2 separate regions of the Homo sapiens genome follow, and region 2 is linked to region 1. A link is an interaction called in ENCODE POLR2A ChIA-PET data of the cell type or tissue named here. Cell type or tissue: GM12878. All regions are shown on one strand. Links, peaks and the distances in the headings refer to the core of each region. The heading gives the core; the rest is flanking DNA.

Region 1 (7,357 bases), core at 1,724-5,723:
CACTCCAGCCTGGATGAGAGTGAGACTCTGTCTCAAAAAAAGTAAAATAAAATAAAATAAAATGAATAAATTACCCAGTCTGTGGTATTCTGTTACAGCAACACGAAACAAACTAAGACACTGAGTATTAGCACGAGGAGGAGGAAGAGGAAGGGTATCTGGCAGTCAGGAGAGGGGGCTGGTGTGAGCTGCCAATTTGGAATGAGCAGCACTGAAAGAAGGGTAGCTGGCCCAGGGAGAGCAAGCAGAATGGGCAGCGAGAAGTGTGGACTGTGCCGACTCTGCAGGGATGAGGCCATGACGGGGAGCTGGGAAGCAAGCTGGACTTTCAAGCCTGGTTAGGGAGTGGAAGGGGAATTCTGGTGTCATCATCAGCATATGAATCAGGCCTCCAGTGCCGGAGTCCAGAAGTAGAGCAAAGACCTCCCCAAAGCCACAAGTCATTGCTCCTGCAACACTGTGGGGCCCCCTGTAAGGTGCAAGATGCGGTGAGAAGAACATAATGTCACAGGGTCCTGCCTGCCTCAGACTGGATTAGGGTTGGACTCCGGAGTCCCAGGCCTCACTACTTGTGAACCCCTTTGTGAAGAAGCTAGAGCCTCATTCTGGGCAGCAGTGGACAAAGGCTCCTCACCACCTTTTAGTGAGGAGTGAGCTAGGGCTCTGTGGAGGCAGAGATCCAAGGACTGCTGCACCTGTGCGGGTCTCAGATGGCGCAGAGATGGAGGTCAGCATTCTGGGAGGTCCCAGGTCAGGCAGGATGCAAGCACGGAAGACGCGAGGCCCTGCCCTTTTCCTCTGGCTCCAGCATGACTACGGCCTTGCTGCCCTGGGCTGTGCCTTGCCCAGGTCTTCCTGGAAGATTTTTCTGGAAGACTTCCCAGGGGCCTCAGCCATAGGACAGAAAGTTTAGAAGAAGCTCCCCACCCCACCCTGGCTCCAGGCCCCAGGATAAGGAAGGCCTGGACACTTATTTCAATGGCACTGGCCCCTCAGGCACTTCAGCTGCTCTAGTGTCCAGAAGCTGTTTCTTCTCAAAAACTTTGCTGGTGCCAGTGTCCTGAACATGAAGCAGGGGCCTCCAGTGTTTTATGGAATGAACAGGTCGAGGTAGACCTGAGAAGTCAAACCTGTAGTGTAGCCACTTGCCTTCCAGAGTTTAGTGCTCAGTACCCCCACAACCCCATCAACAATATACCGACAGTCCCCAACTTAGGATGGTTTGACATACGATTTTCCTTTTTCAACTTTGCAATGGTGCTAAAGCCATGTGCATTGGCTCCTCAACTTATGATGAGCTATGTCTGGATGAACCCAACATAAGTCAAAGAGCGTCTGTATATTACATAAGAGACACATGTGGTTCAACAAATAATCATAAAGTGAATTCCTATGTAAACACCACGTAGGTCAAGATGGGGACCACTTCCAGCATCCCAGAATCTCTCCCACATATTTTGCTGATTTCAATCCTTTGCCTCCCCTAAAGCTACCTACTATTCTGACTTTTGGGACAATTATTTCCATGCTGCTTTTTACAAAGCAACATGGTACAGTGGTGAAGGACACAGAATCTGTAGCCAGAAGACATTGATTCACATCTTGGTTCCTCTACTCACCAGCTATATATCCTTGAGCAAACTACTTCATCCCTCTGTGCTGTTTCTTCATCTGTGATATAAGGATAATGAGAAGATACAAGCTGATAAGGTTGTTTAAAAGATTAAATATGGAAAATGTATATGAAGTGCTATGAACAGTGCCATAGATACAATTGCTGCTCTTTATAGTAAGCCACCTACATATACATCTCACAATAAATATGGTCTAGTTTGCTAGTTTTTGGACTCTATTAAAGGAATCATACTATAAAACAATCAAATAAGCAAACAGACAGACAACAGCTGTGTGTTGAAAGCAGCCATGACTATGGAAGGGAAAGAAGGATGCACCAGTTGCTGAAGTCCTGGAAAGAGAAGGCTGTCATGGTGGGCAGGGCAATGAGGCAAGGATGCAGAGGTGGCACAAACAGAAGATGGACATCTCAGCAGAAGAGTGCAACTGACAGAACCCGGCCTGAGTCAAGGAGTGGAAGGGCCTCTGGGGAGTACAGCCCCCTGTCCCCTCCTTTCCCACCAACCTGCAACCAGGCAGGCTGTGGGTGGGAGGAGGCAAAAGGCTAGGAGGCCGGCTTGAGGTAACAGGAGGGAAGGCTTCCCGGGTCAGTAGAATCTCCACATTAGATGAGGTAGGAAGCCTCTCGGTTAAGAGAATGGCAAACTGGAGCCCCTTCCTTTGTCTCTGCCTACAGAAAGCAACAGATAGAAGATGTTTCTCACAGCTCACGATGTCCCTCTTGTCTGAAATGATTGATTTTAATCATACAAATAATTGATGGAAAATACAGAAGGTGAAAAGGAAGAACAAAATCTGTTCATAGTCCTATTCTACCACATCCACTGTGTCATTTGGGGTGTGTTTCCTCCCAGCCTTTTGTATTCATGAATAGAACTCTAAATTCAATTCTCTTTTGATTTTTAATTGAATTCAGATTAAATTGAGCCAGGTGGAAAAGGGTATCAAGATTTTGCTCCTGAAATAATAACTCTACAGCTGTATTAAAACTATAGGATAGACAATTTTAAAAACAATAGCAACTAATATTTATAGAATGCTTATTATACGCTAGACACTCTGTTCTAAATCTTTCACAGGAATTGTTTTTTTAAATTGATGCAGTAATTAATCAGGGGTTAACCGTAAGTTACTATTATCCCCATTTTGCAGAATGAAGGGCAAACCATGAAACTAAGCACAGAAAAATTGCATAACTCCCAAGATCGCATAGCTTTGGGAGGAAAGATGGGAGCTAGAATACACCTCCAGTGAGTATGATTTTACAGTGTATAATAAGCATCTACAACAGGCTGAGATGAGACTGCATTTTAGTTAAAGTGACAGTTTGTGAAAAGGAAAAGCTTTTTCCTGTAACCCTCCCTCCGCTTCCTCCCCCGTGCTGTGGGGACCACTTCTCCCTTCTGCCCTCTGGTTGCATTACTTCATCTGAGCAGGGTATTTCCAGCTCTGACTGCTAGACCTGACTGTTGCAGGCAATCGTGCTGACAATAATGTTAGAGTACAGCCTAGACAGTGTTCGGAGCCGTGTGGACCTCTTGCTTGGAAAGGAACAGTCCTGCGCTTAGGAAACTCAAAGTGCCCGACTCCCAGCTGCATTCTCTATATGAGTAGAGTTGAGTTGAAAATGTCAAGTTATTTAATAAATTCATACTAAATACTTGGAGGTGGCAAACACTTCAATGAAATTATGTGTTTTTCTTTTGGAGTTATGTATTTCCCTTTTGCTGATGTTCATTGAACACTTATTCTACTCTAGGCCTTGTGCCACGAGCTTTCTATGGGTCTGCCCATTTGGTCTTCATAATGCCCTCAGCTGAGGTTCACTTTTATTTTGAGACAGGGTCTCATTCTGCCGCTAGGGTGCAGTGGTGTGATCACGGCCCTCTACAGCCTTGACCTCCCTGGGCTCCAATAGTCCTCCTGCCTCAGCCTCCTGAGTAGCTGGGACTACAGGTGCATGCCACCACGCCCAGCTAATTTTTGTATTTTTTTGGAGAGATGGGGTTTTGCTGTGTTGCCCACGCTGGTCTTGAACTCCTGGGCTCAAGCGATCTGCCTGCCTTGGCTTCCCAAGGTGCTGGGATTACAGGCATGGGCCACCCACTGCACCCAGCCTGAAGTTCACGTATGATTTCTGCTTTATAACAGGGGAAGTGGAGGAGGTGTGGTAAGGAGCCCACGCTCACATGGCCAGTAAGTGAAGGAGGCCTGGCAAAGGCCACACTCTTGGTCTGTCACCCTGCTGCTTCTCCTCACTTCCTTGTGTAACAGCTCTGTCATCAATGGGCTGTGTGACTGCACACGCTGCTGCACCCCTGTGGCTTTCAGTTTCCCTATCTGTAAGGGGTTGCACTAGATGCTCCCCAAGGCCGAGGTATGTGGGCCTGAGTGCTCTGCATTCCCTGATCAACTTCACTTCATCAAGGGTCTCCCATGGATGTAGCCCAGTTGTGGGCACTTGGGAGATCCAGGAGAAGTAACATCATGGCCTCTGGCTCCTCAAGGAATTTAGAATCCACTTGAGGACATGACTGGTGGCACAAGATAGTGAATTATTAATTTCCCAATGTGTGATTCAGACTAGAGTGTAAGGGTTCTGGAAAGGCAATTGAATGAGTCTTGCCTAGTGGAAAAATTGATCATCCTAAAGGGAGAGCAAATCCTCCTTAACATTTGCTAAAAATTGCTCCTCTGTTAGGCAAGAGTCAGATGCACTTGGGCACATCATCACCATCTGACTCCCAGTCCACCCCAACACCCAGCCCGGGAGCCCTGGGAAGCTGGCGGATGTGCCACATTTCAATGAGACCATGAACCCTTAGAGGGCATGATGGTTTTTTCCTCCACATTATACACTTCCTTATGTTGAAACGTTTTTTCCACAGGGCTGCAGGGAAAGAAGAAGATGTATATTGGTGAAGCACAGCTCAGGGAAACAGAATTAGTTGGGATTGTGGAAAAGTCACTTTGTGAATCAGGGGATAGAGACGCCTCATATGCTGAAGCTGAATTCCTTCAATCCTAAAGAACTGGTTGGGAGCAGAGCACAGTTTGGATGGGTTTGCAGCTATGATACCAGGGAAAAGAACTGCTGGACTCCATACTCTAGCCAGTTTAAACCAGCATTGAAATCTCGAGTGTATTTTAAATTTTCAGCTTGGGTTTGCTAGATGAACTAAAGAGTGAGTCTTAGGTTGTTTTTGCCTTACTCTTGTGGCATCTCAGAGCCTGTAGAGAGTTGGCGTTTGTCCCAGTAGTCTTGGTCTTCCATCCTCTGTCTTGCCCTGTTGGTGTTCCCTAGGGTTCTGTGCCAGCCCTGTTGCTCATCCTAACCCTGCAAGGGGCAATAGCATCCATTTCCAAGGTTTCAATGTTCAGGAACAGGCTGCTGACTCTCCCTCCAAAGGTCCAGTTGAGAACTGACTTATAAGTTCTGAATCCATGTATGTGGCTGCCCTCTGGGCATCTTCACTAGTAGCCCCACAGGTACCTACTTCTCCACTAAACTCCCCAAACCTGCTTCTCCTTCTACACCTCCTAACTCAGGGAATGGCACCATCACTCATGCTCACCATCCCCGGTGTCCAAACAGTCAGCAGTTCCCACCCTATGTCTTTCCAATCTGTGTGGTACCTTGGTTCTGGCCCAAGCATCTTTGTCCTCCAGCAGCCCTCACATAGGTCTGCCTTCCAGAGTTGCTTTCCTACAACCCCTCCACAAAGCAGCTAGAGGGCTTCTATGACACAAATAGGAAGTGCAGCCCCCATCGCCAACACCACTTAAAACTCATCGAAGACTGCCAATTGCTTTGGGGATTTAGCCTACACTCCTCATTTTCAGGTTGCACCTGCTTATCACTCTACTGGGCTCCATGCGTGGGTTTCATGGGACTCCCCCTCTAGAGATGTGTATTATCTGACAAGATCAGGGGATGGGAGAGGTGAAGGTGTTTGATGGGAATTACCATCCCTCCCACCATCCCGCTCTACCGTATTCTCAAATTCAGAACATCCCAACAGAATTCAGCATGCTGTTTCTCATTCTAGTGCATCAGAACAACCTCTCACAAATCAGCAAGAAGACAAACCACCTAAGATACCCACAGACGATCACCAGGGAAAAATACAGAGCCTTTCCCACCCTTCCTGGCCAGAGCTGACTGTTCCCCTGTTAGTCCCGCACTGAACCTTGCCTGAAACTCCCTTATAATAGTTTGCACTATATGGCATTTATTTATTAGTTTATCTCTTTCTTTAAACAATCATCAATTTGGTTCATCTGTCTATCTTCTATGTGTGTTCTATGCAGCACATATCTGCTATGCATGCTATGCACAGGGTGGGCTGAGGAGGTTCTCTGTATATGAATGTGAAATTATTACATCACAATATTATACCTTTTCTCCCATTAGGAGCATTTATTTCATTAAAATGGCTTGTTCTGAAAATATTCCCTGATATTACCAAGGATTAATGTCCTTAATAAGCAATCTGTTCTTATTAACCAATAAGAAAAAGACAAATTCCCTATGAAAAAATTGACCAAAGACATTGGATTCTTCCTTGTCTCCCATGTAAACAATAAAAGCTGCAGGTTGTGGCGAAACAGGTACTCTGATGTACCATTGGTGAGAGTGTAAATTTGTAGACCCTTTTGAGGGCCATTAAGCAATAATAATTCCAAATTTAGAATTTGGTTGATCTCTGACCCAGCAATTCCTGGAACTTGCAGAGATTTGTCCTACAGGAATAATCAGATAAAGACACCACGTTTATGTAAAAGAATATTAATTGCAGGCCAGGCACGGTGGCTCATGCCAGCACTTTGGGAGGCCAAGGCGGGCGGATCACCTGAGGGCGGGAGTTCGAGACCAGCCTGACCAACATGGAGAAATGCTGTCTCTACGAAAAATAACAAAATTAGCCGGGCATGGTGGTGGATGCCTGTAATCCCAGCTACTTGGGAGGCAGAGGTGGTTGCAGTGAGCCGAGATCACGCCATTGCACCCCAGCCTGGACAACAAGAGTGAAAGTCTGTCTCAAAATATATATATATATTAATTGCAACACTGTCAAAATAGTTAAAATGCAAATAATTTGAACTTTCATCAGTATTGGTTTGGTTAAAAAAAATCATGGTGCAGCCATATGATGGAATATTATGCAATTGTTAAAAGAAAAAAAAGCAAATCCCAAGAGATTTATGTTTTTACAAGGAAAGATGTCCGCAATATATTAAGTGAAAGAGGCAGATTGTAAAGCATTTTATCCATCTGCTCATCCATCCTTCCTTTCATTCTTTTATTCTACAAAAGAGGTGAAAAAATGTATATATATATATCAGACCACTAACAGTTTTATCACCATATTGTCACTGGATCAAGTTAGACTTATTAGGGACTTCCACATTCTACTTCATATTTTGGAGATTTTACAAGCAGATATTATATTTATAGTAATAGCAAAAACAATAAATACTGCCAATCTGGGAGACAGTTTTTCTTCTTGCTTATTAAAGGGCAATTTGAGAGACTTTCCTCTGCTAGCATGTGAGAAACTGGCTGCCACACAGGTAATTTCTGAGGGACCTTGGCTTGGTGGTTTAGCTCCTGATGGCAGGTCTCACATCGCATGGATTAGTGCTGCATTTTTAATGCAGTTTTCTACTTACTCTTTAGAAACCACAAGACAACATTTCACAATCTATTTCCACCCAGCAG
Region 2 (7,357 bases), core at 2,088-6,087, 240 kb before region 1:
TGTATAGATTTAAGTATAAGGCAATGCATGTTAAAAGGTATATTCCAGTTCTGAAAAGGAAACGAGTCAGTAACAATGGAAGGATTTCCTTACATTTTTCTGCTACTGTTCTGGAGAGCGGCACAGTGGTCTCAAACCCAGATTTGTTTAACCAAACCTGTTAACATGATATTTTTCATAAATTTACTGGATTGTAAATAGGAGTTAATTTACTCCCTATCCAAATTATATATTAAATATTTTGGAATACTAAGGCTCTGGCTTATACCATTGTTTGCTGTATAATATAGTCAGTAATCATATGTCCAACATTTTTGGATCTTGTTTTCCCCAACTTCTAAGCCAGGGATTCTTAAACTGGAGTCCATGGAAATGGCTATGACTTTGGGGATTTACGTGTATCTATGTATTTTCTGGAAGACAGCTATAGATTTCATTAGATTCTCTGTATACCTTCCCCTCTCCCCCTGCAGAAAGATACTAAAAGATTCTGAGGCTTTTTAGAGAGGGGCTCTTCCAAAAATGAAGAGTATAAAACTGTCTCTGGTGGCCGGGTGCGGTGGCTCATGCCTGTAATCCCAGCACTTTGGGAGGCCGAGGCAGGCAGATCACAAGGTCAGGAAACTGAGACCATCCTGGCTAACACAGTGAAACCCCGTCTCTACTAAAAATACAAAAAAAAAAAAAAATTAGCGGAGTGTGGTGGCACGCACTTGTAGTCCCAGCTACTCAGGAGGCTGAGGCAGGAGAATAGCTTGAACCCGGGAGGCAGAGGTTGCAGTGAGCTGAGATCACTCCACTGCACTCCAGCCTGGGTGACAGAGCGAGACTCCGTCTCAAAAATAAAAAAACAAAACAAAAAACAAAAACCTGTCTCTGTGGACAGCGGAATGCCAGAAAAAAAGATAGAAAACAAGATAGTAGATTTTTTTTTTAAGAAAATGGTTTTTTTTTTTTTTAACAGAAATCTGCCTTGAATTTTTTTCTCTCCTGAGCCTCTTGGCCATTGTTAATTGTTATTTAGTATTCTTCACTGTGAATTACTTTGTGGGTGACTGTAAATTACTAGATTCTATTTTAACTAAAGGAGCCAACACAGCAAATTTATGTTCTGTTATAAATTAAGTAACGTGATGACATATGCTTAGTGGTTAGACTGACATGCAAAATAAATCAGATGTAATCATGTGAATATAAGTTTGAGATACAAAATAGCCATTATGGGGTTGAAACAAAAGACAGAACCATAGGAGTAGTAGTTTGCCAAAGCACAAATAAGCTAATTCTGCTTGCAGTCAGCAAAAGAAAAATAAATTAGATATTTTTCTTCTTCTTTGAGTACCACCAACAGAAGTTACTAACTCAGATGTGAGGCCAGGTGCGGTGGCTCACACCTGTAATCCCAGCACTTTGGGAAGCCGAGGGGGGCAGATCACCTGAGGCCAGGAGTTCGAAACCAGCCTAGCCAACACGGTAGAACCCCATCTCTACTAAAAATACAAAAATTAGCCGGGTGTGGTGGTGTGTGCCTGTGATCCCAGCTACTCAGGAGGCTGAGGCAGGAGAATCGCTTGAACCCAGGAGGTGGAGGTTGCAGTGAGACGAGATCATGCCACTGCACTCCAGCCTGGGCAACAGGCCAGGCCATCTCAAAACAACAACAACAACAACAAAAAAAAAAAAACCTCGGATGTGAAAACACAGAATTTAGAGATAGAAGGTCTATAACTGGACACCTCACTTATATTTTTAGCAGGTGAGGACACAGGACCAAAGATACTCCAAGACACAGGTGGCTGGTCACAAAAGCCCTAACTAAAACTAAGGCATTCTAGCTCCTAGGCCGACTTTCCACTCCACTGCATTTTACCCAAAGCACTAAAGAGAGAACAATTGACTTTTGAATTATCATGCAGATCTATTAAAGAATACACAGGCCGAGCATGGTAGCATCTGAAATCCCAGCACTTTGAGAGGCTGAAGTGCGAGGATCACTTGAGGCCAGGAATTCAAAACCACCCTGGACGACATAGTGAGACCCTATCTCTACAAAAAATTTTAAAAAATAGCCAGGAGTGGTGGTGTGCACCTGTAGTTTCAGCTACCCTGGAACCTGAGGAAGGAAGATAGCCTGAGCCCAGGAGTTCAAGGCTGCAGTGAGCTATGATCATGCCACTGCACTCCAGCCTGGGCAATAGAATGAGACCCTGTCTCTAAAAAAAAAAAAAACAAAAAAAAAAAACTACACAATTAAAGCACATTTATAGTACCTGAAACTCAGATAACAGCTTGACTACCATGAGAGCTAAAGAGATACCGCCTATCAATGAATAAATGACAACAAGAACACAAACTAAGGCTAAATTTTGTCATTCTGGTTTTCAGAGCAGAAGCTAATTTTTTAAATTGACTTTATTAAAATCATTTTCTTCACTTAAATTTATACTTACCCCGTGGAGGAGATAAAATTAAGGAAATGAAGAACTCTAACTTTTTTGAACATGGGTTTCTATACATTTGAATTTTCTCCCTGATCAGGTTATTATCTGTTATTTTTTTCTTTTTTCTTTTTTCTTTGAGACGGAGTCTCCCTCTGTTGCCCAGGCTGGAGTGCAATGGCACGGTCTCAGCTCACTGCAACCTCCACCTCCTGGGTTCAAGTGATTCTCCTGCCTCAGCCTCTCAAGTAGTTGAGATTACAGGTGTGCACCACCACGCCTGGCTAATTTTTGTATTTTTAGTAGAGACTGGGTTTCACCATGTTGGTCAGGCTGGTCTCAAACTCCCGACCTCATGATCTGCCCGGCCTCAGCCTCCCAAAGTGCTGGGATTACAGGCGTTAGCCACCACGTCCAGCCTCATGTGTTATTTGCATAATTTTGATTAAAAAAAAAAAGACTCTTACACCTTGAGGTTTTTGTTTGATGTGCTGTGCTTCTCATCTACAAGTTTGACACTAGCAGTGGACTATTTTCTACACTTAGCTTATCAATGGAATTCAAAAGAAAAGAAAAATGACATAATTTTATTTTTGGGGAAACTCAGTCTTATTTCCTTTCTTGTGTGATTCTCCAAGGAAAAATGGAGACCAGAAATTTGGTTAAAATATAACTTATAACTGGAATAAATTTTGGCATCTTTGGGGCCAACCCACAACTCAGAGGGAAGCCCACTCTGGAGGCTAAGAAACTCCCAGGGTTAATTGCAGCTAGTAAACATGGATGGCAGGGCTTAAATCCCTGCCTCCATTCTCGTATTTATCCTCCCATTACCCACGGTGATTGCATTCCTGCAGTCAAGGGCATAAGTCATCCAATTTTACTTCCCATTGGTTTTCTATAGCTCCCATTGGGCTGTCCCATCGGAAGTCATTTGTTATGAGACAGAGTCTTGCTCTGTCACCTAGGCTGGAGTGCCTAGGCGTAATCACCGCTCACTGCGGCCTCTGCCTCCAGGGCTCCAAGGCTAAAAACTTTTCTAAATGTTATTTTTGGCTGGGCGCAGTGGCTCACGCCTGTAATCCCAGCACTTTGGGAGGCCGAGGCAGGTGGATCACCTGAGGTCAGGAGTTCGAGACCAGCTTGGCCAACATGGTGAAACCCTGTCTTTACTAAAAATACAAAAATTAGCTGGGCGTGGTGGCGCATGCCGGTAATCACAGCTACTCGGGAGGCTGAGGCAGGAGAATTGCTTGAACCTGGGAGGCGGAGGTTTCAGTGAGCCTAGATCGCACCATTGCACTCCAGCCTGGTGACAGAGCAAGACTCCATCTCAAATAAATAAATAAAATAAAATAAATGTTATTTTCCATACTTCAGGTATGTTTTGTTCTACTCTTAAGGGGAAAAAAACAACCTATGTAAACTAAAATTCAGTAACCCAGTAATTCATCAAGTTTCTCTGTTATCTTAGAGGCACTATAGCAGAATGGTTTAATACCTGGACCCTGGGGTCAGGCTGCCTGGGTTCAAATTCTGTCTTGCTTTTTACCTGGGCAGGCCACTGCACTTCACTGTGCCTCAGTTGTTTCATTTGTAAGGTTAGGATTATAGTTGTAACATCTTTATAGGGTTGTTTTGAAGATGAAATGAGTTAATAGATGTAAAGCACATAGTAACACTCAGTAAACACTCAATAAAAAGCTTTATTAACCTTAATATGTTTCTTCATAGCCCTTGTAAAACCCTAGCCACTCTTTTGCAATAAAGCATTTTCAAAAAGTACCATCGATCCGGGGTTATCTCTGTGTTCTTTTCCTGGAGGATCCTGAGTGCGGGCTGTGTCGACATCACGTCATTAATGTCTTCTGCTCCCTGCACTGTGGTCAAAGGCTTTTCAACGTAGCCTTGGATCCCCTGGGTTTGCTGCAGTTCAGTGCACCTCAAAGCACGATAACAGGAACTGAAATGGCAGAAACTGAAAGCAAAATAAAATTCAGCCAGGAAACACTTAGCTGTTTTTCCCTTTGCTCTGCATGGGGAAAAAAAAAAAAAAAGAGGAGGAGATAAATCGAAAACCTGTAAAATCCAGCATGTACTTCAGGGTTGTTTTAATTTTCTAAATATAAGTACAGTCTTCATTCCTCCCTCCAGCAAATATCTATTGAGTGTTTACTGTGGTGTGCCCTGATTCCCCATAGACATCTGGTGGCTATCTATCCTGGATTTTCTAGAACAATCCTAACTTTAAATGTCTTTGGTGTCTTTTCATGAAAATACATTTAAAAGGCAGTGGAAAAAAGCCTTTCTCAGGCCCCATGGCCAGAGTTTTGTTCCATATTTACTTTCAGCTGTGTTTCTGTTTTCCCCAAGGTCAGGAGCCGCCCAGTAAAAAAAAAAAAAAAAAAAAAAAAAAAAAATCTCCAAGTCCTGAAGGTACTGCAGGAGCCAGGATAGGGAAATTACTAGATGGTATTCTCTGTTTCTCCTCTGGAGAAAGAGTTTTAAGGGTTAAAATTTTCATCTATAACCGTGGTTGTTTCTTTGGGGCTGGCAATACTGAAAACTAACTTTTTGTATTATACATTCTTATAATGTTTGGTTTTTTTACACTTTTTAATGAGATGTATTACTGCGATAAGCAGAAAAGAAAATAAAAGTTTTTTAAACTACTGACTTACTTCCACAAATAAAATAGACATTCTCTTTTTTAGCAACCCAATAACAAGGGGTAGTGAAAAATGATATGCTCCCTGAAGACAGGGACCGTCTGCTTTTCTCATCTTAGCATTCCCACAGAGGAGCACTGAATAAATATCCATCAAAGGAATGAACAAAGGCCTCCTTCATATTCCTTAAATCATCTTTACTTTCCGGAAAGGAACATGGTAGCTCACCTTAACCATGCCAAAAAACATATACTTTATATAAGTCCAGATTTACACACAAAGGATTATTTACTTGATGAAGGGATTTACCAGATTCCTTTCTACAGCAAAATCTCCTCAGTCGATTTAAAGTGTGACTTGATTTGCTTCATTTTTCTTATGAGATAGTGGAATAAATGAGAACTTCGGTAAACCAAGAGCCGGGAGTGTGAACCCTGCCTTAGCCTCTAGAGTAGCTGAGATCACAGGCGTGCGCCACCACGCCCAGCTAATTTTTTTTTTTTAACCTCTGACCTGTCGTGTGTCCTTGGGCAGGTTTTTTTGTTTGCTTATTTTTTTCACCTCCCTGTGTCTTAGTTATCTCTACTCTAAAATGAGAATAATTGGAAGGGTTATAGGTACCATATTAAAGCCCCTGGGACAGTGCTAGAAGCATAAATATAAATGGCAGCTGATATTCTTATTGTTTATTAAACCTTTTCAAAGTATCCAATGCATGAATTGAAGTGTAATTGCAGTGATAACCACAGGCCCCAAAATGTATCATGGAGGCTAAAACCTAATTGGTTTAAAAAAAAAAAAATCAAGCTTTTTATGCTTCATCCCAGATAAGTGATTTAAATGCTTAGACTCACATCGTTTCATGCTTGGAGTTCTGAGAGCACAAGGGGCCCCCTTTACTTCCTTGTTTATGTGACAACAGGGGAAATCTCATCATCCTCCCCTCGCCAGGCTAACTTTTTGAGGTTCAGCTTGAAAAAAAAAAGAGAAAAGTAGCAGTTATATTTGGGAGCAAGGACTGGTGAGCTTGGTTACTGGGATTGAACCCTAGCCTAGAGGAATTACTGAAGGTTGAACCCAACAAAAGTACCTAAACCTCAGTCTAAAGTTTTCAATCCAGGCCAGGCGTGGTGGCTCACTCCTGTGAACCAGCACTTTGTGAAGCCAAGGAAGGCAGATGGCTTGAGCCCAGGAGTTTGAGACCATATGGCCAAGATGGTGAAATCCTGTCTCCCCTAAAAAAAAAAAAAAAAAAAAAAAAAAAAAAAAAAAAAAGAAAAATTAGCCAGGCGTGGTGGCACAGGCCTGTGATCCCAGTTACTCTGGAGGCTGAGGCAGGAGAATTGCTTGAGCCCGGGAGGCGGAGGTTGCAGTGAGCCAAGACGGCGCCACTGCACTTCAGCCTGGGTGACAGAGTGAGACTCTGTCTGAAATAAATAAACAAACAAACAAACAAACATTTCAATGTGATAAATAAATCAAGAGCTGCACTATATAGTGAGAGTAGGAAGTCTCTTCCTGACCCCATCTCTCCTCTTTAAGGTATGAGAGAGGCCTGAGGGGCTTGCAGGCCACAGAGCTGAAGGCTAGGATATCACTCCAACACGGTCAAACAGGAAGAATCCAACTCCCACTAGCTTCAAGAACAAGTGATGGGGAAAAAAGGGAGAAGCAGGAAGCCGGCAACAGACAACTGTATTTTTTCTAGTTACACATGCAGCAACCAAGCTATGTCCACATGGTGGGCTTCCCCGTGTCCGGGTGCATTCACTCTGGCACCTTGCTAAGATTCTTTGCAAGTCAACAAGTCAACAGGCTTCCTCCTCATGCCATGTCTGCCCTGTCCTCCTTCTAGAATCAGGGAGGGACTCTCAGGAAGTAGACCAGACCCACAGGCCCCTGGGCTGCCGGACACTCCCACTCTCCCCCACAAATGAGAAGATCTCCCTATCCCCTCTTGTCCCTGTCCCAGATCCCCTCAGTAGTGATTATGTAATTCCATTACAATTCAGAGGAAAAAGGGATTTTTAAAAAGAGATCAGAGAGGCAGATTGGCCTTCAAGGTAGAGGATCTATAAAACCAGCCCATTCTACCGGCCATAGACAGTGTTCAGATATCCTAGACAAGGAAAGTCCAAGAGGAACACAGAGGGTTAAAGTTCCTCCTGGACTTGGGCAGGTGCAGTGGCTCACACCTGTAATCCCAGCACTGAGGTGGGAGGATTGCTTGAGCCCAGGAGTTTGAGACCA

The links. Peaks named below come from ENCODE experiments on the same cell type or tissue, not always from the same donor. Only the 100,000 strongest peaks of a DNase experiment are listed, where the experiment ranks them.
Region 2: POLR2A ChIA-PET joins it to region 1 with 6 read pairs; 1 of 35 experiments calls an interaction of 5 or more read pairs at or near these places.

Annotation. Positions count from the first base shown.
Region 1 is chr1:94,717,134-94,724,490 of GRCh38, reverse strand. The region is part of intron 2 of SLC44A3-AS1 (SLC44A3 antisense RNA 1); the gene reads left to right. Among named protein-coding and RNA genes, the nearest start is that of MIR378G, 25 kb to the left of the region's middle. RefSeq lists enhancers at 737-1,238, 3,789-4,078. In GM12878, for the core only: no CTCF peak of the experiment used is centred there; DNase peaks (open chromatin) are centred at 3,090 and 3,910; H3K4me3 peaks cover 392 bases.
Region 2 is chr1:94,960,038-94,967,394 of GRCh38, reverse strand. It overlaps CNN3-DT (CNN3 divergent transcript), which reads right to left. Exons shown (of 3, transcript NR_168377.1): 3 at 4,125-4,416. Among named protein-coding and RNA genes, the nearest start is that of CNN3, 37 kb to the right of the region's middle. In GM12878, for the core only: no CTCF peak of the experiment used is centred there; a DNase peak (open chromatin) is centred at 4,384; H3K27ac peaks cover 799 bases.